Linked DNA regions of Homo sapiens: all the other regions are linked to region 1. The links are chromatin contacts, found by Hi-C or POLR2A ChIA-PET in ENCODE. All regions are on one chromosome and are shown on one strand. Each heading gives the region's core, a stretch centred on a gene start or an enhancer-like site at or near the end of the contact. The rest is flanking DNA. Distances are from core to core; before and after follow the strand shown.

What was found. A loop is a pair of places that touch in the nucleus more often than their neighbours do. ChIA-PET counts read pairs that join two places held with the same protein, here RNA polymerase II (POLR2A). Pooled maps may share reads with other maps.
Region 2: a pooled map shows a loop between it and region 1 (6-fold over the local background). The contact joins two enhancer-like sites. A Hi-C loop is called at or near these places in 2 of 37 single-sample maps with no recorded cell type and 11 of 50 pooled maps. POLR2A ChIA-PET finds 5 or more read pairs at or near these places in 3 of 52 experiments (Caco-2, GM12878 and activated naive CD4-positive, alpha-beta T cell).
Region 3: a pooled map shows a loop between it and region 1 (3-fold over the local background). The contact joins two enhancer-like sites. A Hi-C loop is called at or near these places in 1 of 37 single-sample maps with no recorded cell type and 1 of 50 pooled maps. POLR2A ChIA-PET finds 5 or more read pairs at or near these places in 2 of 52 experiments (OCI-LY7 and activated CD4-positive, alpha-beta T cell).
Region 4: a map with no recorded cell type shows a loop between it and region 1 (8-fold over the local background). The contact joins two enhancer-like sites. A Hi-C loop is called at or near these places in 1 of 168 maps with a recorded cell type or tissue (Ramos), 4 of 37 single-sample maps with no recorded cell type and 2 of 50 pooled maps. POLR2A ChIA-PET finds 5 or more read pairs at or near these places in 1 of 52 experiments (OCI-LY7).
Region 5: a loop to region 1 is called in a map of naive thymus-derived CD4-positive, alpha-beta T cell, with 2.2 times the contacts of the local background. The contact joins the promoter of EIF4E3 here to the enhancer-like site in region 1. A Hi-C loop is called at or near these places in 1 of 168 maps with a recorded cell type or tissue (naive thymus-derived CD4-positive, alpha-beta T cell) and 10 of 50 pooled maps. POLR2A ChIA-PET finds 5 or more read pairs at or near these places in 2 of 52 experiments (activated CD4-positive, alpha-beta T cell and activated T-cell).

What each region holds. Positions count from the first base shown.
Region 1 is chr3:71,982,722-71,987,297 of GRCh38, reverse strand. No RefSeq gene overlaps it. Among named protein-coding and RNA genes, the nearest start is that of LINC00877, 120 kb to the left of the region's middle. RefSeq lists enhancers at 4,297-4,576, 4,016-4,576. Within about 2 kb of position 2,222, at least 2 of the 41 ENCODE cell types and tissues checked have a DNase peak (open chromatin) inside an H3K27ac peak, as active enhancers do; they include OCI-LY7, where a contact is called at or near this core.
Region 2 is chr3:72,481,181-72,485,756 of GRCh38, reverse strand. No RefSeq gene overlaps it. Among named protein-coding and RNA genes, the nearest start is that of RYBP, 37 kb to the right of the region's middle. RefSeq lists an enhancer at 2,748-3,248. Within about 2 kb of position 2,661, at least 16 of the 41 ENCODE cell types and tissues checked have a DNase peak (open chromatin) inside an H3K27ac peak, as active enhancers do.
Region 3 is chr3:71,545,331-71,549,906 of GRCh38, reverse strand. All of the region lies in intron 2 of FOXP1 (forkhead box P1), which reads left to right. Among named protein-coding and RNA genes, the nearest start is that of MIR1284, 5.5 kb to the right of the region's middle. Within about 2 kb of position 1,891, at least 2 of the 41 ENCODE cell types and tissues checked have a DNase peak (open chromatin) inside an H3K27ac peak, as active enhancers do.
Region 4 is chr3:71,562,067-71,566,642 of GRCh38, reverse strand. All of the region lies in intron 2 of FOXP1 (forkhead box P1), which reads left to right. Among named protein-coding and RNA genes, the nearest start is that of FOXP1, 19 kb to the left of the region's middle. Within about 2 kb of position 2,127, at least 5 of the 41 ENCODE cell types and tissues checked have a DNase peak (open chromatin) inside an H3K27ac peak, as active enhancers do; they include OCI-LY7, where a contact is called at or near this core.
Region 5 is chr3:71,723,178-71,727,753 of GRCh38, reverse strand. It overlaps EIF4E3 (eukaryotic translation initiation factor 4E family member 3), which reads left to right and starts at 2,352. Exons shown (of 7, transcript NM_001134651.2): 1 at 2,352-2,562. The coding sequence starts at 2,387. RefSeq lists silencers at 2,628-2,697, 2,828-2,947.

The DNA of each region.
Region 1 (4,576 bases), core at 973-3,472:
TCTGGAAGCTAGAAATTTAAAGTCAAGGTGTCAGCAGGACTGCACTCCCTCTGGAGGCTGTAGCAGGGATTCTGTTCCCTGCTGCTTCCAGCTTCTGGTGGAGCCTGGCATTGCTTAGTTTGTGGCCACATCACTCCAATCTCGGCCTCTGCCTTCATGTGGACTTTTCCTCCTCTGTCTTCTTATCTTCTGTCTCTTATATGAACACGTGCATTCCACTGAAGACTTATCCAGATGATCCAAGATGATCTCATCTTGAGAGCCTTGCTTAATTGCACCTGCCAAGACCCTTTCTCCAAATAAGGTCACATTCACAGGTACTAGGTGGACATATTTTTAGGGGGCCATCATTCAACCAACTACACAGCTCTCTGCTTTCATGCCCACATCGAAAAAGGAGTTGAATGCTGGATAATGGAGGCAGTCGACCCTTTATTTATGTTCTTTTGATAATCCTTGAGGGAATTAGGAGTTGGCGGTGGGGTGATTTGCATGGCCTGAGTCAGGCACATGACTCTGTATCATCAACACCGTTTTGATCAGAGGTCAGAAGCATGTTTTAGTGCTCAAGTAAGAAAGACTCTAGTGGGCCAAATGTGGAGAAATGACAGATCGCTCTCAAAACATACTGCTTCCTACCTTAAGACCGTAGCTGTCACTTCCTATCTTAAGACCCAAGCAGCTGGGTGATGGAAGGTTTTTCATCCATAGCTAAGACAACTGAAGGACCTGAGGTTCTAACTTCTGAGATATTCTCAGTGGTAAAACATTAGCACCTCTCACGTGGCAATAAACTTTACTGTTGTGCAAAGCCAGCCCAGTGTGCTGGGCAGATATGATTCCCCTAAGGAATCAGAGGAAAGGCCTAAGGCCCAGATTTTGTTCTGTTTGTACCCTCCTGGGTGGTGGCACAAGGGAGAGAATCTGAGGTCTTTCAGTCAAAACATCAGGGGTCGACTAGGCATGGTGGCTCACACCTGTAATTCCAGCACTTTGGGAGGCTGAGGTGGGAGGATCACCTTAGGTCGAGAGTTTGAGATCAGTCTGGACAACATGGTAAAACCCTGTCTCTACTAAAAATACAAAAACTAGCCAGGTGTGGTGGTGCACACCTGTAAACTCAGCTACGTGGGAGGCTGAGGCAGGAGAATTACTTGAACCAGGGAGGCAGATGTTGCAGTAAGCTGAGATAGCACCACTGCACTCCAGCCTGGGTGACAGAGTGAAACCCTGTCTCAAAAAAAAAAAAAAAAAAAAAAAGTGAGGGGTCATCAGGTGCAGCTGCCTTCACTTTGTACCATCAGGCCCATTCTATCTTTGATACATGATACCACGCAGTTCTACCTTCAGGAGACAGTCTTTGTTATTTCTCTACTTCTCTGTGCATGCGTGTGTGTGTGTGTGTGTGTGTGTGTGTGTGTGTGTGTGTGTGTGTTTTCTCCATAAGAATATGTAAGTTCTTCCAGAATAAGGAACCCTACCTCCCACCGAGTCTATCTTCCACCCCACCCGCCCCCGAGCAGCAGACTCTGAGACAGGAGTTTCAGTACACACTGTTGATTTGGAAAGTGATCCCACTAGGGGAGTTGGGAAATGAGACAGGGAAGAGAAGGAAGCCAATTTTGTGTGTTGCTGAGTGGGTTTTCACTGCAGACAACTGGGAACCTTCAGAAGACTGTGCAGAACCTACCAGGGTTAAGGCCCGCAAGGGGCAAGGAAGCTGATGCTTACCCTCCAATGCTCATTCATCATCAGCTGGGGCTGCTCTTGGGAGTATCAACTCCTGAGCACTTGCAGCCCAACATGTGTGCAGAGGAGAAAACCCTCAGGCAGAGATCACAGAGGACTTCGTAGGCGTGTAAGGAAGTCAGGGCCAACAGGATATGGGGGAAGCACAAGGCTTATGATTGTGGGCTTTGCAGTTAGAAAGTCCTGGATCCGAATTTTGGTTCAGCCAGTTGTGAGATTCTGGCAAGTTCCTTTTCTCTCTGAAGCTCATTTGCCTCCTTTGTAAATTAGAGATAATAATAGTCTACCTCACAAGGTTTTGATTCAAAATGAAACACTTACATGAAACGTTCGGTACATGCCTGGTGTGTGGGAAGCACCTGTGACCGTAACTGCCTTGTGCCATTTTAAGATTAGCACAGGACCAGCGCTGATAGCTATTGCTTGAATTGACTTTGAAATCTCAGTGAATGCTGGCACACTGCATTATGTTGTGTACACATTTTCATATCATGATTTTGACAGATTTGCACATGCTTTTGTTCTTTCTTTTTTTTTTTTTTTTTTTTTGGTAGCTCATTGTGGTTTTAACTTGAGTCTCCCTAATAACTAATGATGTCAAAACTGTTCTCATGTGCTTATTTGCCACATGTATTTTTTTTTTTTTTTTTTTGAGACAGAACCTTGCTCTGTTGCTTAGGCTGGAGTGCAGTAGCACCATCTCGGCTCACCGTAACCTCTGCATCCCGGGTTCAAGCAGTTCTTGTCTCAGCCTCCCAAGTAGCTGGGATTATAGGCACCCACCACCAGGCCCAGCTAATTTTTGTATTTTTAGTAGAGATGGGGTTTCACCATGTTGGCCAGGCTGGTCTTGAACTCCTGACAAGTGATCCACCCACCTCGGCCTCCCAAAGTGCTGAGATTACAGGCGTGAGCCACCGCGCCCACTGCCACCTGCTTTTGATACATCCTGGAACGTAAAGTATCTATTGGGTGTCAGATTGTAACTATGCGCCTGGGTGCACAGCCCCTTGCCTTTCTGGGTTTTGGTCCACAGAAAGCTAAGATATAAAGAGGGGAGGTATTCAGCTATTCAGAGGGGTTGAGAGACCAAGGAGAAGAAACGAGAGGGAGATGGTAGAGGAGACCCTCCCTTGAGGCTGCCCATCATTGTAGACAGATGGTTACTAAGGAGGAAGAGCCTGCATCATCTGGCGGCTGCTACAGGTGTGTCTGGCAGCTAAAAGTCAGACAGCTCAGGAAAAGGACTGTACCTTCCCATACTTCTAAATGTCAAGAGCAAGAGAGGGGCTCCCTGTGAAAGCCTTCTTAAAACAGAGCTAGCCTCAAGCATGATCCGGATATTAATCCTAACTTAATCTTGCATCACGTAAGGATTCTACTGAGCATAAAGGTCTTCAAACATAATATTCTTTGAATCCCAGTCTCCTCTGGGCATCACAGTGCTAGTTGTCTCAGCCTAGATTCTCTAGAAAACAGAGCTGGAGGCAAATGATTATACACTAATATTTTATTGGGAAGTGCAGTCCCAGGGATGATAGAGTGAGGGGAAACAGGAATGAGGTCAGGAATGAATGACAGCAAATATAAGAAGGTGCATGCCAAGTTGGCATGGAAAGCGATCGATTGCTCCAATTTGTCACTGTCCTCCGACAGGTTGTACACACATCTTAGGACAGTGTGCGCTCATTGGGAGGACAGTATCAGAGTTTATCCTTTCCAATAAGTTCTCCCAATTTATCATTTGACCAGCTTCTGTCCCTCACTGATCAAAGTGTTAACCACCCTGCTCACTTCCAGGTCACACATGTTGGGGTCTAGGCCACCTGGTGTCTCAGCAGCAACAGAGATGCCTTAGGGCAGGAGAGAAGAAGAGAGTCCTCAGCATAGGAGGCAAAGTCAGGCATGGGGCAAGAGCTGTTGGGTCGTGCTCAAGCAGGTGGTGTCAAAAACTCTCTCCTTGACCAAACTCTAGCCAGGCTCCTTTGAGCTCTTCGTCAACAAGGCCCCATCTTTGGGCATGTCCTCAAGAGCTCTTTCTCTTTTTTGAGACAGGGTCTTTCTCTGTCACCCAGGCTGGAGTGCAGTGGTGTGAACTTGGCTCACTGCAACCTCTGCCTCCTGGGTTTAAGCGATTCTCCTGCCTCAACCTCCTCAGTAGCTGATTACAGGCAATGCGCCACCATGCCCAGCTAATTTTTTGTATTTTTTTAGTAGAGACGGGGTTTCGCTGTGTTGGCCAGGCTGGTTTCAAACTATGGACCTCAAGTGATCTACCCACCTCAGCCTCCAAAGGTGCCGGTAATACAGGAATTACAAAGTGCCATGGCTGGCCAAGAGCCCAATTTTATCGAGAATCCTACTGTGTTTCTCCGGCCCATTTATTGAGTGACCCAAAAGGCTACCAGTTTTGAGTGAGGTCCAGAACAGGAGAAGGTTCTGCAATAGGTCCAGGCAGCTGTGCAAGCTGCTCTGCCATTTGGGCCATATGACCCAGCAGATCCAATGGTGCTTGAGGTGTCAGTGGCAGGTAGGGATGCCGTTTGTAGCCTTTGGCAGGCCTCCATAGGTGAATTGCAATGGAGGCTTCTAGGATTTTGGATCTAAGCCCTGTCATCTTCTGCAGATAACTACTCTCCTTTTGAGAGACAGCTCTTGGCCTATTACTGGGCTTTGGTAGAAACTGAACATTTGACTATGAGTCATCAAGTCACCATGCAACCTGAACTGCCTATCACGAACTGGGTGCTTTCTGACACATCTAGCCATAAAGTGAGTCACGCACAGCAGCATTCCATCATCAGATGAAAGTGGCATATACGTGATC
Region 2 (4,576 bases), core at 1,412-3,911, 500 kb before region 1:
GAGAGGCTGGGTGCCTAATGGCTCCAAGCCTGACTTTTTAGCCATTCCTTTGCTCTAGTGTGCTCTCTAATATCCTTCCAAGAAATTCCCGTTCTGCCTAGATCAGTAGAGGCAGTTTCTGTTGCTTACAATCAAAGCATCCTGACAGATAGAGCCAGTATAATATTTTGAGCTGTTTTGAAATAATGTTTCACCTCCAGATACACGGTGTGTGTGGTATGTATGTGTGTGTGAATTATGTGATATGGTTTGGCTGTATCTCTGTATCCCCGTGTATCAAGGATGGGGCCAGGTAGTGATAATTGAATCATGGGGGTGGTTCCCCTATACTGTTCTTGAGGTAGTTAGTAAGTATCACGAGATCTGATGGTTTTTTTTTTTTTTTTTTGAGACAGGGTTTCACTCTGTCACCCAGGCTGGAGTGCAGTGACGTGATCTTGGCTCACTGTAACCTCCTGGGTTCAAGTGATTTTCATGCCTCAGCCTCCTGAGTAGCTAGGATTATAGGCATGTGCCACCACGTCTGGCTTATTTTTTGTATCTTTGGTAGAGACAGGGTTTCACCATGTTGGCCAGGCCAGTCTTGAACTCCTGACCTCAAATGATCCACCCGTTTCAGCCTCCCAAAGTGCTGGGATTACAGGCGTGAGCCACTGCACCCAGCCTGATCTGATGGTTTTATAAAGGGAAGTTTCCCTACACAAGCCCTCTTGCTTGCCACCATGTAAGGCGTGACTTTGCTGCTCATCCACCTTCCGCCATGACTGTGAGGCCTCCCCAGCCATGTGGAACTGTGAGTCAATTAAACCTCTTTCCTTTATAAATTACCCAGTCTCAGGTATGTCTTTATGAGCATACTTTATGAGAATGACTAATACATTATGATATCACTTCAACACTTTGAAGCCGACCCCATGGGCATGCTGGTTTTATACAGATTACATTTGGAGTACATGCTGAGCACTGTGCCTGAGAGACACACGGTAGGTAGTCAATGAATGGCCACAGAAAGAATGAGCAGTCACTTTACAGCATCTGTGCTGAGCCCCAGCACCTCTCAGCTCCCCCATGCCCAGGGACACTTTAGATGTCCATCAAGCACTAAAATAGCAACACTTATAGGAAGGCATGGGCAAACTTGTAGTAGCACTGGCAAGTACGCTTATGACCTTTTCCTCCAGTTTCCTTTCTCCCTATATATTCTTTAAAGCAAAGGGTTGCAGAAGGTCAGAATGGAGCATGATCTTTGTTCCACGAGTATGTTGTGCTTTGATTAAAATATTCCCAGTTACAGGCTCGGTGAGGTGGCTCGTGCCTGTAATCCCAGCACTTTGGGAGGCTGAGGTGGGTGAATCACTTGAGGTCAGGAGTTCGAGACCAGCCTGGCCAACATGGTGCAACCCCGTTTCTACCAAAAAATACAAAAATTAGCCAGGTGTGATGGTGTGTGCCTGTAGTCCCAGCTACTCAGGAGGCTGAGGCATGAGAATCGCTTGAACTTGGGAAGTGGAGATTACAGTGAGCCGAGATTGTACCGCTGCACTCCAGCCTGGGCGACAGAGTGAGACCCTGTCTCAAAAAAAAAAAAAAAAATTCTTAGTTACATGAGAAGCAGGCCAGTGTTGCCTTCATGGCATTCCCAATTGAAGCACTTATCCCTATGAAGTGACAAACTCTATACATACTATAAAGGTTAATAGCTGGCCAGGTGTGGTGGCTCACACTTGTAGTCTCAGCACTTTCGGAGGCCAAGTTGGGGGGATTGCTTGAGCCCAGGAGTTCGAGACCAGCCTGGGCAACACAGTGAGACCCTGTCTCTATGAAAAGTAAATAAATAAATAAATAAATAAATAAATAAATAAATAAATAAAAAGTTTAAGAGCCCAGCCTGTGGAAGCAAGATGACTTTAATTAAAATTAATCCCAGCTGCTTTATGAACCAGCTGTTCTTGGGACGTCTCAGAGCCTCAGCTTCCTCACCTGTAAAATGGGCATGATAGTAATATCTTTCTCAGGGGCTGTTGTGAGGATTTTGAAAAGCAATGAACATAAATGGCTGACATTCCACCAATACACACTGAGTAAAGTGCCTAGAACATTTTCAGCCCTCAATAAATATAACCTATTAAAACACATGTTCTGCTGAAGCCAGAATCTATGATTCTTCCCTCTCACTCTTAAATAGATTTTTAAAAAAGCATTTGATCTAATTATGTTAAAGATATATATACAAGGGGAAGACAGAAAGAAAACATACTATGATCTTTCCTGTTTGTCTACGTGTGTGATGCTATATATAATTTTTATTTTCTTCTTTCAGGCCTCTTGTGTTCCAGATTCTTTTGCAGTGAGCATATATATTAGTTTTACGACCAGAAGATAAGCCTTGACAAATGCTATCTTTAAAAGAGAAGAAAATATCGAGGCAAACTGCAGCATGATTTTATAGAAACTGAGTGAAAAAAAAAAAATCCCAGCTAGATGGAGAATTAGATGTTTTCTGGTCAAGAGCTTATTGGGAGGGAAATGACATCAATTTGGGTTCGCATCAGCTTGAGTGAAAAATCATAATGCAAAATGAAAGTACACGGGGCGGGTGCGGGGAGGGGCGCTGAACCCACGCTGGGATTTTGCCGTGTGAATCATCAAGCTAGAAATGACCTCAGGAGGGCATGTGGCCCCGCCCCCACCCCTCACCTCGGGAAGGTTGCCCAGCGACTTTTCAGGACAAATGAGCAATGGTCCTATTTATAAGCCCTCTAGGAACTAAATCTACACACATTTCCTTCCTCCTAAGCTTCAGGCAGTCTTGATTTAGCTTTTGCAGGTGCCCTCAACTAGCATTCTCCAACCTACTTCTCCTTCTGCCTGGAAGAGGCCTGGGAGTTGTCCCAGATCTTTCCTACCTACCCCTGAAGGACCCTGGGTCCTTGAGCAAAACCAAATCCCCCGGAAGTCAGTTTTGTCAGCTGTAAAATAGGGATAGGAAGGATTTGAAGAATGCCTAGCTGGGAGTGAAAAGGAGGCCTTCCAGTGCCAGAGGCCGTGTCTTTAACCATGTCTATACCTCCCTGGTGGGAAAAGGCAAGACACAAACAGAGGTAGCTTGTTTACAACAAATTGACAGGAATTTGAAGTTGGGGGTGGCAAGCTTGTTAAGAAGAAGCCAAGGCCACAGAGATGGGAAGCAGGAAGGGATTGAGAGGAGAGGGTCCAGAGAAAAACAGAGGCAGCTCAGGAGAGCAATGATTAGCAAGGACATCTCTAGAGCAAGAGAAGCCCCCGGTGTAGGGACAGTCCAGAAAACTCAAGAACCAGGATGCTATATTGCTTTTTTTATTTTTATTTATTTTTTACTTTTTAAAATATTTTGAGATAGAGCCTCGCTCTGTCACCCTGGCTGGAGTGCAGCAGTGCCATCCTGGCTCACTGCAACCTCCACCTCCCAGGTTCAAGTGATCCTCCTGCCTTAGCCTCCCAAGTGCCTGGGATTATAGGTGTGCACCACCACACCCGGCTAATTTTTTGTATTTTTAGTAGAGACAGGGTTTCACCGTGTTGGCCAGGCTGGTCTCAAACTCCTAACCTAAAGTGATCCACCTGCCTCCCAAAGTGCTGGGATTACAGATGTGAGCCGCTGCACCCAGCCAAGAACCAGGATGCTGTGTTCCTGTAATTGACCAGATATGCAGGACTGCAATACCCCTTCCGTTATCCACAAACACTTTTGGGAACCAGCTTTGTGTTCATGATGCTATGAGGCATGGCAGATGTGAGGTGGTCCAGGGGTAACAGAGATGGGGAGAGAGAATGGCAGCTTCAGGAACAGAGGATGATGGCTAAGGACCAGATGACAGTGGTGACCGAGGGCGTAACCCCCACTGACCAGGAGAAGGTATGTCTTTCTGGAAATCTGTGGAGTTTTTGAAGATGTGTCAGAGTGCTGCAGTGGGGCTGAAACCATTTTCTTTGTTTGTTAAAGAGTGATTACTGAGTTCTGAAGAACCTGGGGCTCTCCAGGAGGGAGGTTTTCTGGGTGACAAGTATTAGCAGTGTAAAATGAGTATTAGTGAAGTGCATTGCTAGCAGCATTTTTTTTTTTTTTAAAGGCAGAATCTTGCTCTATCACCCAGGCTGGAGGGCAGTGGCAGGATCTCGGCTCACTACAACCTCTGCCTCCTGGGTTCAAGCGATTCTTGTGCCTCAGACTCCCAAGATTACTCAGGGTTACAGGCACACACCACCATGCCTGGCTATATTTTCAGTAGAGACAGTGTTTCACCATGTTGGCCAGGCTGGTCTCAAACTCCTGGCCTCAAGAGATCTGCCTGCCTTGACCTCCCAAAGTGCTGGGATTACAGGTGTGAACCCCATGCCCAGCCTGCTAGCAGTTTTGATGTTGGTATTGTATTAGTATTAGTATCTATCTTAGTCTGTTTGTGCTGCTATAACAAAATACCACAAATTGGGTAATTTATCAATTTATTTCTCACAGTTCTGGATTCTGATAAGTCCAACATCAAGGAACTGGCAGGTTTTGTGTCTGGTGAGGGCCCAGTCTCTGCTTCTAAGATGG
Region 3 (4,576 bases), core at 642-3,141, 440 kb after region 1:
TAAAAGTTTACCAGAGAGCGTTTTTTTTTTTTTTTTTTTTTTTTTTACTCCCAGCATTAGAGTATTCTGTAATATAATTTACCATTTCTTCCATCCTCAAGGGCTTTCAGCAAGTCTCAGTTCATGTGATGATTTGATGTTACAGTTGAAATTGAGACAGTTTTGTTCCCATTATATCTAACCTGTGAACTGAAATATTTGAGATATGTTTTATTAAAATATATATGTTTTGGGCTAGGTGTGGTGGCTCATGCCTGTAATCCCAGTACTTTGGGAGGCCTAGGTGGGTGGATCGCCTGAGGCCAGAAGTTCAAGACCAGCCTGTGCAACATGGTGAAATCCCATCTCTACTAAAAACACAAAAATTATCCAGGTGTGATGGTGTATGCCTGTGATCCCAGCTGCCTGGGAGGCTGAGGCAGGAGAATCGCTTGAACCTGGGAGGTGGAGGTTGCAGTGAGCCGAGATTGTGCCACTGTATTCCAGCCTGGGCAACAGAGTGTGACTCCATCTCAAAAAATTTTTTTAAATAATAAAGTATATGTATTTTGGAGTCTAAAAACATGTGCCTTTACTCAGTAGAGAAGTTAGAGATGAGGGAAAACCCCAGCGACTGAACTGTTGCCATGAAAGAAACACTAGGTAGGGGAGAAGGTTATTTAATTTATCATTCTTTCGGTTGTGTTAGTTCTAAGTGGTGTATGCTCAGTATGTTGCTAAGAGTTGAGTTGCATCATATATAGAGTCAGTGCATAAGTCTCATTAAGTTAATATTAACCTTGAAAACCCAATATATAACCAACTGGTGGGCCCTTAGCAGCTCAGAAGTCAACAATTAACTTCTTTGGGTTAATACACCTTTGAGGCAGTGTTGTGCAGTGGTTAACGTTCCTGAGTTTGAATCCCAGCTCTGCCTCTTATTAACCTTGGATATGTTATTTAAACACACCGCCTTAGTTCCTAAATCTGTAAAATGGCAATATTTACCTCATCATGGTCCTGCTTTGACTAAATGAGTCAATACAGTATAAACAAAATGCTGACTACTTTTTACATAGCACATGCTGATGAAATATTAGTGATTCTTATTAGTATTAGCTTTGTCTTTTTATTTTGACTTCATCTCATTTCTTTTGGGGGGGTAAAGGCCAAGTCTGGTTTCAGGGGGCTGGGGAATAGAGAGGAAGGAATAAATAAAAAAGAAATGGGGTTGTGTGCGGTGACTCACACCTGTAATCTCAGCACCTTGGAAGGCCAAGGCAGGAGGAGTGTCTGAGCTCAGGAGTTTGAGACCAGCCTGGGCAACATGGTGAAACCCCATCTCTACCAAAAATACAACAATTAGCTGGGTGTGGTGGCTCACACCTATAGTACTTGGGAGGCTGAGGCAGGAGGATTGCTTGAGTCCTGACGGTTGAGGTTGCATCAAGCCGTGAGAGTGCCACTGCACTCCAGCCTGGGTGACGGTACAAGACCCTGTCTTAAAATAAAAACAAAAACAAAAACAGTTGAGGAAGGGGGACAGGAAATACGTTGAATTATGCTAGACTGTTATGAGGCTGTTTGGGAGAAAAATAACCAACATATAAACTTACGCTATTTGTGTGTGTGTGTATTTGTGTATGTGTGTGTTTAGTTTTAAACTAGAGCTGGATCTTGCATTCAACCTCCATTCATAGGGCCAACTTTTTAAAACACCCACATTAATGGTGATGATCAGTGGTTTACAATAATCTGCCAGTCACCCACATTTTCAAAGGTATATTTAAACTTGGGGGTGTTGTCCATGCTGGAATTCCTGTCTATCTTTGAGACAAAGAATGAGGCCCCATTGAGAGGCCCCAGCCAAAGAGGAACTGCAGATTGCCTCATCCTCTCTCTCTGTTCACTTCTTTTCCAAAGCCCTTTGTCCTCTTATGAAATTGACTGTTTGTACTGACCTGGGGCTGGCTAAGTCAGTTTGGTTTAAGAGGACTTCTCTGAGTTGGGAAAGAAACCTTAGACCTTTTCTTCCAACTAATAAAGATGTACACAACAAGAGCTCAGACCATTGTGGCCAAAAGGCCTCATAAATATGGGAGGTGATGATGACCACCAAAGGATTGAATAGTCACAGCTGTCCTCTCTTCTCTCTGGACCTTGCTGGAATGGGTTGCTTATAGGGTTGCTACTGATAAGTAGCCAACCAGGTGTTTGGTTGAAGAGGCCATTAGGTAATTGTGCCAGGACTAATTCTCTACAAGAACTTTGTGTGTTCACATTCTTCTCTGCCTTGGGCCCCAAGAACAGCAAGTTGCCTTCTAATGTCATAGAAGGAAGAAAATACATGCATTGCCCCTTAAGTGTGGCTCTGAGTGGCCCTTGCTGGGTGACATTGGTTCCCTAGTGGTATTCAGAGCCCTTTAAAAAGAGGTCAAACGGGGCCCAAAGGAGCACAGCAATCCGTGGAGACCATCTGGGCCTCGCCCTAGAGGCCCCACCTCTACCTTCTTTTTGGATAAGGCCTGATATGGTTGTTTACCTGCCAAGCCCTCCTTTCCTCAAAGAAGAGCGTTCTTGCTGGGTTTCCACAAACCTGCTGTCTAGTCCTGCACTGTTTGTTCCTTGATCTGGTGGTTGGGGCTGCACTGGTTGCATTTTGGTAGGCAGGCAGACCCCTCACAGTGTTAAAATGAAGGGGAGGAAAGGGTAACCTTTCCTAAACTACCTAAGAAGAATGCTAATCCCAACTGTTTCAGAAACCTGTAATTTTTAGTTTATGTAAAACTCAGATAGATTGAATTCCCCCTTGAACCTTTTTGTATTTCATAAGAGTTTTATTTCCTAAAACTGACAGCAGTGACAGTTGTGTTAGAATTCAGCCCTGAGTATTTATTTCTAGATTTCACAATTTGTTTTGTCTTCGTAGCAAGCAATTGCCTTCCTTCCTTTCTCTCTTCCTCTCTGTGTCTCTGTCTCTCTCCCCTTCCTTTCTTTGCAATTTCCTTCTTTTCTCAAGCTCATGATGAAAATTGACCCTTCAGTTTTATTTTCAGATGAAAGCTCAAGCAACAAGCCAGCGCTTGCCTCCATTAGTGGCTCTGGGTAGTCCTTGCAGGAGAAATCACCATCAGCAAATCATCGTCCGTTTAGAGTGGGCTGCAGAGGCTAGGCAGCTCCCTGACTTCACTGTCCAGGAGCCTCTTAGAAATGAGCAAGGAGTGGCACTGGTGCTAGTGCCATTCAGCAAGGCTTTGGAGGTGTGCTTCGCTGCATTGGGGTACCTGATGAACAGCATCTCGGTGGTTGGGTATCTTGCACCCAGGCTAGAAGGTTAACTTCCATTAAGCTTTATTCAACCCTGCATCATAGAAGTGGTGGGTAGGTGTTTGTGCATCTCTGTGTGTATATGAATGACATGGCCAGAGGCTCCACTGTTCCATCATCGAAAAGTTTCTTAAAGGGACCTTATGAAGAACCACATGGAATTTGTAACTTGATCACGAAATTTGGACCATTAAGGACCTGAAAATAGCTCTTCGGTTTTGTGGGTCACACCTTTCTCTAAGCTCAGTTAATGAGCAAATCTTTATTCTTTACAAGATTAGCCAGGTGTATTTCGTGAATGTTAACTTTAGCCTTGGCTGCTTGGCCCTGCTGCTAATGAGGCCAAAGTGGGAATTCCTGCCTCTTGTGGACCAGTTACCTTCACTCTCTTACCTGGCCACCGACCACTAACCCTCGCCAGCTGGCTTGTGAATGTCTGCAGTTGGATGTTGGAGTGTGGGGAGGTGGGTGGGGGAAGGTGTTGTATGGATTAATGCAAATCCATGACCCCTCCTGGGGAAAAGCCACACACACATACTCCATGGAACAAGGGTCAAGTGCATTGTCTCCACTTTTGAAAGGCAATAGAGTTGATTAAGGTTAACTCGAAAATACTGATGTTGGCTAGAATTTTGGACTTTTGCCAGGATATATGCAACATTTAAAGTGATTTCTGGAAACCTGTGCCCATGGTTCACTGGTAGAGGAGCTTAAGATGAATAAAACAGTGAAAACCAGGGAGAGTGTGATTACTTTTAAATATGCAGCAACAAAAGGGACATGGCAATAGCTTAAAAATCTGTTTTCTAGGAATGTAATATTTTCCAAAATCTTAAGCTGGCTTACATCATATTTGGGTTGTAGGTTCTTCAGACTTTTACTTTTGGTTCCTACCTATTGCGAAAACGATATATATAGGTTAAATTTATATTATAGCTATTTATTATGGAATTGCATATTAAATAGAAATCTTGCAGTTACTGAAAACTTTTAGGATTTTAAACAAACATTAAGGAGCATATAATGTTCTAGAAGATAAATATTTGCATAAGGCAGTTCAGTCCTTCAGCATGTGTATTTTTAAAAACAAACAAAACCCCATCAATATTTACCCTAAGTGTAATTTGCAAAGTAAAATGAGAGTAATTTTGAAATCTTGTGTAACTCTGATTCATTTATTTTCATAGGATGGATTTACATTTTGGAATGATAAATGTGCAATAAAGAGCTATTAGGAAAACCATTATTTCTCTCAGATTTGGGAAATTCT
Region 4 (4,576 bases), core at 878-3,377, 420 kb after region 1:
AAAAATGCGTGATCCCCTGTTGGGCTTCTCTCCCTCACAGTCATAGATTTTGAACGTCAGAGCATTCCTATCTATTTTCCAAATTGCCCGTTGGATTGCCTTTTCACAACAACCTTAATTTTCACACTACAGGGACTGGAAATGATACTTTAGTTGGGTCAAACATTAGACTACACAAGGGTTTTATAGTCAGGTTTGGGATTTGAATGTGTTTACGTAGTCTGTCTGTATTATTTTTCCCTGGCAAGGTGTCTGGTGTTGAGTTCCTTGGGGAACGAGAATGTGGCTCAGGACAGCTCACCATTTGCAAACCAGTTATTAACTTGTAATCCACTCACCGTTTTCAATGTCTCTATTTCCCCACCTCTGTCAGGGCAGTTGGAGAATAAACTGGCTGTGCTGCTTTGCAGGTTGGGAAGAGGGACCTCACATTTGCCAACTGTCACTCCCTACCGTGATCATAACCCCCGTGAGACGCACATTCAGCCACATCTGTGCTGAGTGCATGAGGAGCGGCTCGGGCAGAATCTTTAACTGCTGTCATGGTGGTCAGTGAGAGATGTGGATGTTCATATACCTGTGCGCTTTTGGGAGATTATACACAATAGAGTGGAGAATTGGTTGTTTCCTTGGCCATTGTGGAAGTAACACATGGATCTGTGTTCATTTATTGACTGATTCACTCGTTGATTTATTTATATCTCATTTGTTCACCTCTTCTCTCATGTACTCCTTTATCGACCCCAAATGACTTCTGGGGCAGAAAGTATTGCTCTGTGATCACCCAGCGTTACCCCCTACCTTATTTTTGGACATCCTCAGTTGGGCATTCTAATACAAACATCATTTAAACATCCAAACCCAACATCATTATGCGTAGAGATCTTTGTCAACAAGCTTATGAGATTCATCTGCTTCAACCTTTTATTTACTAAATAGATGGCCGCCCAGGATCAAATGGGCCATCTTTATGCATAGTTACCATTTCTGCAACAAATACGGCTTTTAGTTACATTTTGACTACCGAAAATATACTAGGTACTATACCAAGTATAAGCTGCCGCTTTTTCTTTCTAGCCTGAGCACTTAATTAAGACCTGACAGATTGATTTTTCCATTAGGCCAGAAGGCAGGTGTCGTCTTGAGTAATTCTTGATTTGAATTTCTTATTAAGAGTCTGTTTAGCTCCCCCCCCATCACTGCCACCAAATATGTGTATTTAGCAGAGACTCTCTCTTACCCAACGAGTTTTACACAACGAATTGGTAACAACCAAAATAAAATATCCTAACAATAAAGTACTGTTTCAAAGGTACCAATAAGGAATGTTGCCTTCCTGCTGCAGTGTGCCTGGTATCCCTATAGAAGGCCTGCCCGTGGGTTAATGTGGTCTGGTAGTCTGAAGCCCGTGAAGCCATCATTTCTCATCCTTTTTTTAACCCCTAACACTCCACTATGGACAAATTGACAGAAGACATTGGTATCTGTATAGCCCCTAACTCCTCAGTGGATGATTTGACTTCTTTCATTTTTCTTTTTTCTTTGAGACAAAGTCTTGCTCTGTCGCCCAGGCTGGAGTGCAGTGGTGCGATCTCGGCTCCCTGCAACCTCGCCTCCCGGGTTCAAGAGATTCTCCTGCCTCTGAGACTACAGGCGTGTACCACCACGCCCTGCTAATTTTTGTATTTTTAATAGAGACGGAATTTCAGCATGTTGGCCTGGCTGGTCTTGAACTCCTGACCTCAGGTGATCCACCCACCTCAGCCTCCCAAAGTGCTGAGATTACAGGCCTGAGCCACTGCCTGTAATGATTTGATTTATTTTCTTTCTCTTTTCAATTTCCATCCTCCAAAAATGTTATGGAAATAACTTCCCCAAAATGATTGTCTGCCCGTCCACTGAAATATAAATTCCCACTTACAAATAATTTTTAAGAAAACTCTGTAATTGACATTTAACTCCAGGGATAAAGAGTGTTGCTAATCTCAGCCTGCATCACTGGCCAAGGGTGTAACCAAATCCTCATCCAATGTGGTCATGTGTGTCAGTCACACTGCAACGTGGTAGTTACGGGCAGCGACTCAAGGTCGGCCAACCAGAGACTTTTAACACTTGTTGGGTGACTCAAAGCTTATTAACCTTTCTGATTTACCTTGATCTTCCATAAATGTGTGTGTATGTTTGTGTGGGTTTAAAAGGACAGAATAAAGAACTTACCTCATCAATTTGTTCGGTGGATTAAATGAGATAATCCATGTGGAATGTGACACAGGGTGCCTGGCAAATACAGGAGCTTTATATATGTTAGCTTTTCTGATTATTACTATTGTATCGTTATTGGTTAAAAGTCACATTAAATAGCCAAGGCAGATAACGGATGAGAACTTTGCAAAGATTACGAAAAAACTGAAGGAAGCCTACCTTGTATATGTGGCATGAGCTTTGGAACATCAGGTTAATTACCTTATTGCTGTGTTTTGGGGTTTGTGTTGACTTGCTTTGGTTTTTGTCTGTTTGCTTTTGAATAAGGTCCTAAAATACGGTTTTGCTGGGTTTTTTATTTGCTTCTGAAATTAGTGCAGGTGCAAGTAACAGGAAGTGAAACCTTAAGTGGCCTGAGGGAACCTCATTCAAATGGTGCCAAGCAGGTATAATATACAAGCATTATCACCTTACTGATAATCTGGCATACTGTGGGTATTCACACGTGCCATTCAGATTTCAGAGATGAAGTCATACGGCAGTTTGGCACCAGCTTGCCCAGCTCCTTAGGAAAGGTGAGAGAGAGGAAAGCCCTCATTTTTTGAGACAGTGTTGAAAACACGGTTTTACTTGTCGAGTGGCACAGGATTGCAGTTGTCATTTGGTCACATTGTCTTTGACGTTCCACCTTGGGTGCAAGGAAAATATCTTTAATAAGTGAATTCACACCCTGTTTATAGAGTTACAAAGTCTCCTCTGGGTTTGAGACTGTGTTACATATATCCTCATATTCTGAAATGTAGAAAAATTTACATATTGAAGACCCAAGACTAGAATACCACATTTTCATGGCTACAATACAAAGTTTTCCAAATGTTTAAATATTCTCACAGCCCGGTGGTTATATCTAAATAAAGCATTGTCCTTAAGACTTACTTTGGTTCTTTGTCCTGAAGGATTTAGAGAGAACCCACAGTTGCTTTGCCTTTGCGGTAGGTAAGGTGACTCTGTTCTCAGCCAGTTGCCGATCTTTGCATGCACTGAGCCCTTAGACATGCATTGAGTTGAATAAAATTTGCCCAGCTTGGTCTGCCATCCTAGGGGGCCTCTCCATGTGCCCTTTTTTGTTAAACTCAGAAGTGGGTCATATGTACAAGATGCCCATCTATGTCTTGCTTTTAGTAAGAAAGCATCTGAAACAACCTACTGCACCCCATAGAGTAGCCAGAGCTTTTGCATCTCTCCCCTAGGGCTCCACTGAGCCAGGATGTTGTTCCTTTTCCTTCAGCTTGCTCCTCCCCAGCCACTCCCTGGCCACAGTCACACACATACACATACACACACCCCTCTGCAGTTTGCTCCCACTTTGCCTTGCATGGCCAGCCTGGCTCCTCATTCATCTCTCCAACCTCAGCAGGCTCACATTCTGTATTTTCCTGGAAGGGCACTTGCTAGGGGCACAATGCTTCTCTTCCCATTGCTCTTAAAGGAAGGGATGAGAACAGGGAGCGATTGCATGAGTGGGAGGGAATACCAAATAAAATAGAGACAAAGGAATGGGCCCAGGAAGTCCAGATTATGTATCTGTTGGGCCCAGAAGTCTTTGCTCAACTTCTTATTTGAGTAAGACCCAAGAAAGATCCAGTTCCACTAATAGAAAAACCAAATTATTCTATTCCTGACATGTATCATCTCTGAAGCAGACAAAATAGAACTGAGCCTCAGTGTGGTCCCTTAGTATTTGGGTGACCTTGGGTCAATTTCTTAGCCTCAGTTTACTCTTCTGTAAAATGATTTTGTTGTTGATAATAGGTACCTGTCTGGGTTGTTGTAAGGATAATTCACATGATGCCCAGTGTCTGTCATATCCTAAGCCCTCAGTGAAAGGTCAATAATATTAGCGCTTATGACTCTGTTGGTTAAAGGCAGTAGTTCATTGTGCCTAGTCAAGAATCCAGCCCAACACATAGTTCAGTAGATACTGAGCCAGAGTCTGGTTCACATCCCCAGCCTGGCCACTGACAAGCCGCATGACCCTTAGACAAGCTATTAACATTTCTGTGCTTCAGTTTTCTTACCCACAAAATGGTATGATAGCACCTGCTGCGTAAGGCTGGTGGTGAAGATTAGGTAAGTTAATGTATGTAATTTACTTGGAACAGGGCAGAAGGCCTAGAACATAAGGAGCCCTCAATAAATCATAGGCACTACTGTGGTTGCCCTTATTATGCCCACAGTGATTATCATTGCTCCCTGTCCAGGCAGAAACAACCATTGGGAGGACTCATGTAGAGTTCTTTCATATCCCTCCATTTCTTGACAGCTCGGAGGATAGAAGCCCAAGACTGAGACTTGGTTGGAGAGTCTTGGTTTT
Region 5 (4,576 bases), core at 1,103-3,602, 260 kb after region 1:
CCTTGGAATTTTATACAGATATGTGTCACTTCGTAAATATAAATTTTCAGAATCAACCATTATTTATATATCAGCTATATATAAATTCATGTAACCACTTTGCAAAGCAATTTGGCAATATGTATCAAATTTTTAAATGCAGCCAACAATTCTTCTCCAAACTTATTCTGAGATTAGCTTGTGTAGATGAAGAAAGCCATAAATATAAAAATACTTATGGTAGCATTATTTATATAAGAAAATGTCTAGAAACCACATAAATGTTGGAGGCTAGTGAATTAAATTATATTACCTCTTTACAATGAATTACTTTGCAGCCCTTAAGATAAAGTAGATCTATATGTTTTGATATGGAAAAATCTTCAAGGATATAATGTTAAGTGAAATAAGAAGGTACAGCATTGGTATTAAATGCTTCCATTTTGGTTATAAAAAAGATATAGATTTATAACTTATGAATCTAGATATATGCTTGCATGTGCATACTTGCATTTTTCTGGAAGGAAACTGTTGCCAGTGGTTTCCTCTGGGAATGAAGATTGATAGTCTTGGGAGGGAGGGAGACCTACTATTCACAGCTTGTTTTTACGTTGTGGACTTGTTAGTGTTCTGTGTAGAGAGGTAGGAGAGTCTGGCAGTTGAAAGTCTAGACTCTGGAGTCTGAATACCTATGTTCAAATCCCAGCTGTCCCACTTACTAGCTCTGTGACCTTGGGGTTATCTTAATCTTATCTCTGTTCCTCATCTGTAAAATGGGTTAATAGTATCTTCCTCATTGGCTTATTGTAAGGATTAAATGAGTTATTACGGGTAAAGTGCTCAGAGCAGTTTAAACAATGCCATATACCACGCTTCTTGGAAAAATGAAAGGAGATATTAAGCAACAAGATAAATGCATCTAACCAAAAGCACCCTCCCCTGTTTTAGTGTTGGACAGATTTTATAAAATCTGTCATTGCTTCCAGCATTGTATGTTGTATAGAAGTTAAGTTTAAAGCAGCGGTCTTGTTTTTATTATTGTCACTTTATGTGACCTTGATTACCTTTTAGGGAGGGCATCTACTCTGGGATTCATGACAGTCTGCTATGATGCTGTTGATGCCCCTGAACTCATCTTGTTTTGTAGCTCTTCCATCCCAGCGAATGCTCAAGGCATGAACAGAACACATGCTAGGCCAGGTAGAAGGTCAATGAGGAGATGGCATCCCACGCCCTTCACTGTTCAAAGCCAGAGAGGAACTATCTAGAAATTCAAGTGTAAAGAGGATGTCCATGCTGGTTGTGACATGTGTGTTCACAGGCCTCATGCCTTTGCTTTTCTTTTGAAAAAGAAAGTGACAGAGACCTGGGGAGATGCTGTGTTAGGAGGGCCCCTCCTACTTTGGGCTCAGGAATCTCACCGCCTAAGGGACTTCCTGGGTGCTCAGAGGTACAGGAAGCAGAGCGCTCTGTGTTCACAGGTGCCCGCTTTCCTCCTCCCGACTCGCCGGTGCTTTAGGGCAGATCTGGATACTTTGGCTGATTTTGGGAAATGTTCTCTGAAGTTAGCCACACGTTAAGCCAGGCTTGAGGCCTTCACTGTGGTCACATGGTAGCTCCAGAGGTTGGGATGGGGGCTCTGGCCCCTTCAAATCAGCGGAGTTAGGAAGTATGCTCTCACCAAGAGGAATGCAAAGCCCACCTGCTCCAACCTCATGCCCCAGTCGGTGGTTCTCTTGTTCGTTCTTCTTTCTCGCCCTTTGTTCTGTACTCGCGGGCACTGGAGTCTCTTTATCCATTTGGCCATCGGTTCCCCTCTCCATTTATCTGTCACACCCAACTGTGCTTCCATCTGCCCTCCATCCCTCCTTCTCTCCTCCAGCCATCTGCCAGCCTTCACTCCATCCTTCTGACTGCTGGTATGTCTGTCCATCCCTCCTTCCCTCGCACCACGTGGGTCTGGGGCTCCATCCCCTGTCCCATCCATCCCTCCATCTGTCCCTAGCCTGCCGCTCCATCCCGCTGCCCTTTTGCATGGCTGCAGAGCCAGCCCGCAGACCGTTCCCCGGTCCCTCTCACCCCCGTGGGCCCTCTAGCCCGTCCCCGGCCGCCACTCCAGGCCAGGCCGTCAGTCTCCCACGCTGGGCCCGCGCCTGAGCGGGATCGGCCCCCCATCCCTCCGTGGGTCTGTCTTTGTTCGGCGGCCCCGGCCCGGCCGTGCCTCCCACGGCCCCTCCGCGCGGCTCCCAGGCCCTGAAGGCGGCGGGCGGCGGGCGGCGGGCGGCGGGCGGCTAGCCCGGGGCGGGGCGGGGCGCGCGGGGCGGGGCGGGGCGGGGGCCGGGGGTGACTCAGCCGCGCTCGCCCCGCGGTCCGCGCGTCCGCCGGCCTTGCAGGCGGGGCGGAGAAAATGGCGCTGCCCCCGGCCGCCGCGCCCCCCGCCGGGGCCCGGGAGCCGCCGGGGTCCCGCGCCGCCGCCGCTGCCGCCGCCCCCGAGCCGCCGCTCGGCCTGCAGCAGCTGTCGGCGCTGCAGCCTGAGCCGGGCGGGGTCCCGCTGCACTCGTCCTGGACCTTCTGGCTCGACAGGTGAGGGGGCGCGGGGCCCGCCGCGCACGGCCCCGACCCGGGTCCTGCCGCCACCGCCGCTTTGTCTCGGCGCGGCCCCTCGCCCCGGCCCCGCTCCGCTGTGGCACAGACCTCGGCCCCTCCGCGCGTCCGCCTGCGCACCCCGGGACTCGCCCCGCCGGGTCGGAAGCCAGCTTCGGGCCGCGCCGGGCGGCTGTTCGGCGTCCTCGCCTCCGGGCCGGGGGAGGACAGCGCAGCCCGAAAAGTTTCGGCAACACTTTCTACCCCTTGTTCCCTTCCGATCGGAACGCGGCGTGCTGGCAGGGCCGTGGGAGAGGGTAGGCGAGCTGGGGGTGGCCGCGTCCCTGCTGCAGGGAGAGGGCTGTCCTGCTTACCCCGCGGGGCGCCTGGGAGCTCAGGACACGACCTCAGCTGTGACAGCGCTCGGAAAAGTTGCCCATCCCTTGGGAGGTGTGCGGTGGTGCAATGATTATTGCACGGCGGGCGCTCCCACCCCGTGTCCGGCCGCTGCTGCCGTGGACTCCTCTTCCAGTTCTTCCTCATCCACTGGGCAGGTATTTCCTGAACACCTACAGTGGAGCCACACACCTGCTATGCGCTGGAGATTCAATAATGAGCAGCAGCTGACCTTGTCAGGAAGGGGGTGAATTATGGCTTTCTCAAGGGACAACCCAGGTGCCATCTTTTCAGAAAGACCCCCTGACTACCGTATCTAAAATAGAAACCTTGCTCCCTCGTTTTGTATTCTCCTGCCCTGCCTTCTTTTTCTTCCTAATGCTTAATGCAGCTGGATTTTATTATATATGAATTTGTTTACTTTCAGTCTGTCTCCCCAGCTCCTCAACACCTCCCCTCAGTTAAGGATAAAAGAGCAGTGGATTTTTGTTTTTGGACATTTTGGACCTAGAACTGTGCCTGGTCCCTAGTAAGAACACCAGAAATTGTTATGAATGAATAGATGGATGAATGCAAAGCCCCTTCTTAGTGTCTGCCCTGCAGTGGGTGCCCAATGATGACACCTCAAGGTTGTCCCAAGAGCATTTGGAAATTTTGATGAAACCGTGTCTATTCTGGCTAAGTGTTAGGAAGAAATGTGTGACAGTGTTCTGAGAAGTTTGCTTGGTACACACAAATCTGGTTTTAAAAGGCTTTGCATAAAATGACTGCAAGATTTTGTTTTAAAAAAGTGATATTCATTTTTTTTTTGGTTAAGACAAGCTCATTTCTTTTTTCCTTTTGGGTTCTTATAGCACCCGTCTATAAGAATTGTCACTTGCTGCCATTTTCTTTGCCGGAGACCCAAAAAAGTTGGGGGTGGGGGAGATGGAGTGAGTTTCGTTCTTTCAAAACATTTTCACTTTCATTATGGGATGCTAAGAGAGCATTATACTGTCATAACAAGCGTGCTTTTGGCAGACCTTAGCAGAATGAAATCGTGTCTGTTTTCATAGGTGTGCTGCAACTGTGCTATTGTTACCTGGTATCTGTTTTCAAGGTGTTAAACCTGGACCTGTGGTCTAAATTGTGAATACTGCTGACTGGTGGAAACAGTATCAAGAGAGTTTCTTTTTAAACAGGTCTAAAATTAGTTTACATGTAGGAACAACACTTTTAAGGACTGGTCTAAAATGTCAATACTACAGATAACACAATCTTTTAAGACTAGTAGCTTAAGATTATAGTAACTTTAATGAAGACAAAAACTATATCTATACTATTGATTTACACATTTTTGTTCTCTAAAGGTCGATCATCAAATGAAATACATTATTGCCACAGTGTCCAGATCTTTAATAGAAATGGCTGTATTAATTTAGAAATTATAATGAGTTCCAATATTGTACATATGAATTCATTTTGCCCGATCAAACAACTCATAATTTTTATTGAACTTTTTCTCCTTCTGTGGGAATCCATTACCTTTATATAGGGTGCCCCTCTCCCCCTTGAGGTTATGAACACATTATGATCTAGAAGTTCATTAGTAACTTTTCTCCCCAGGTAAACAACATTC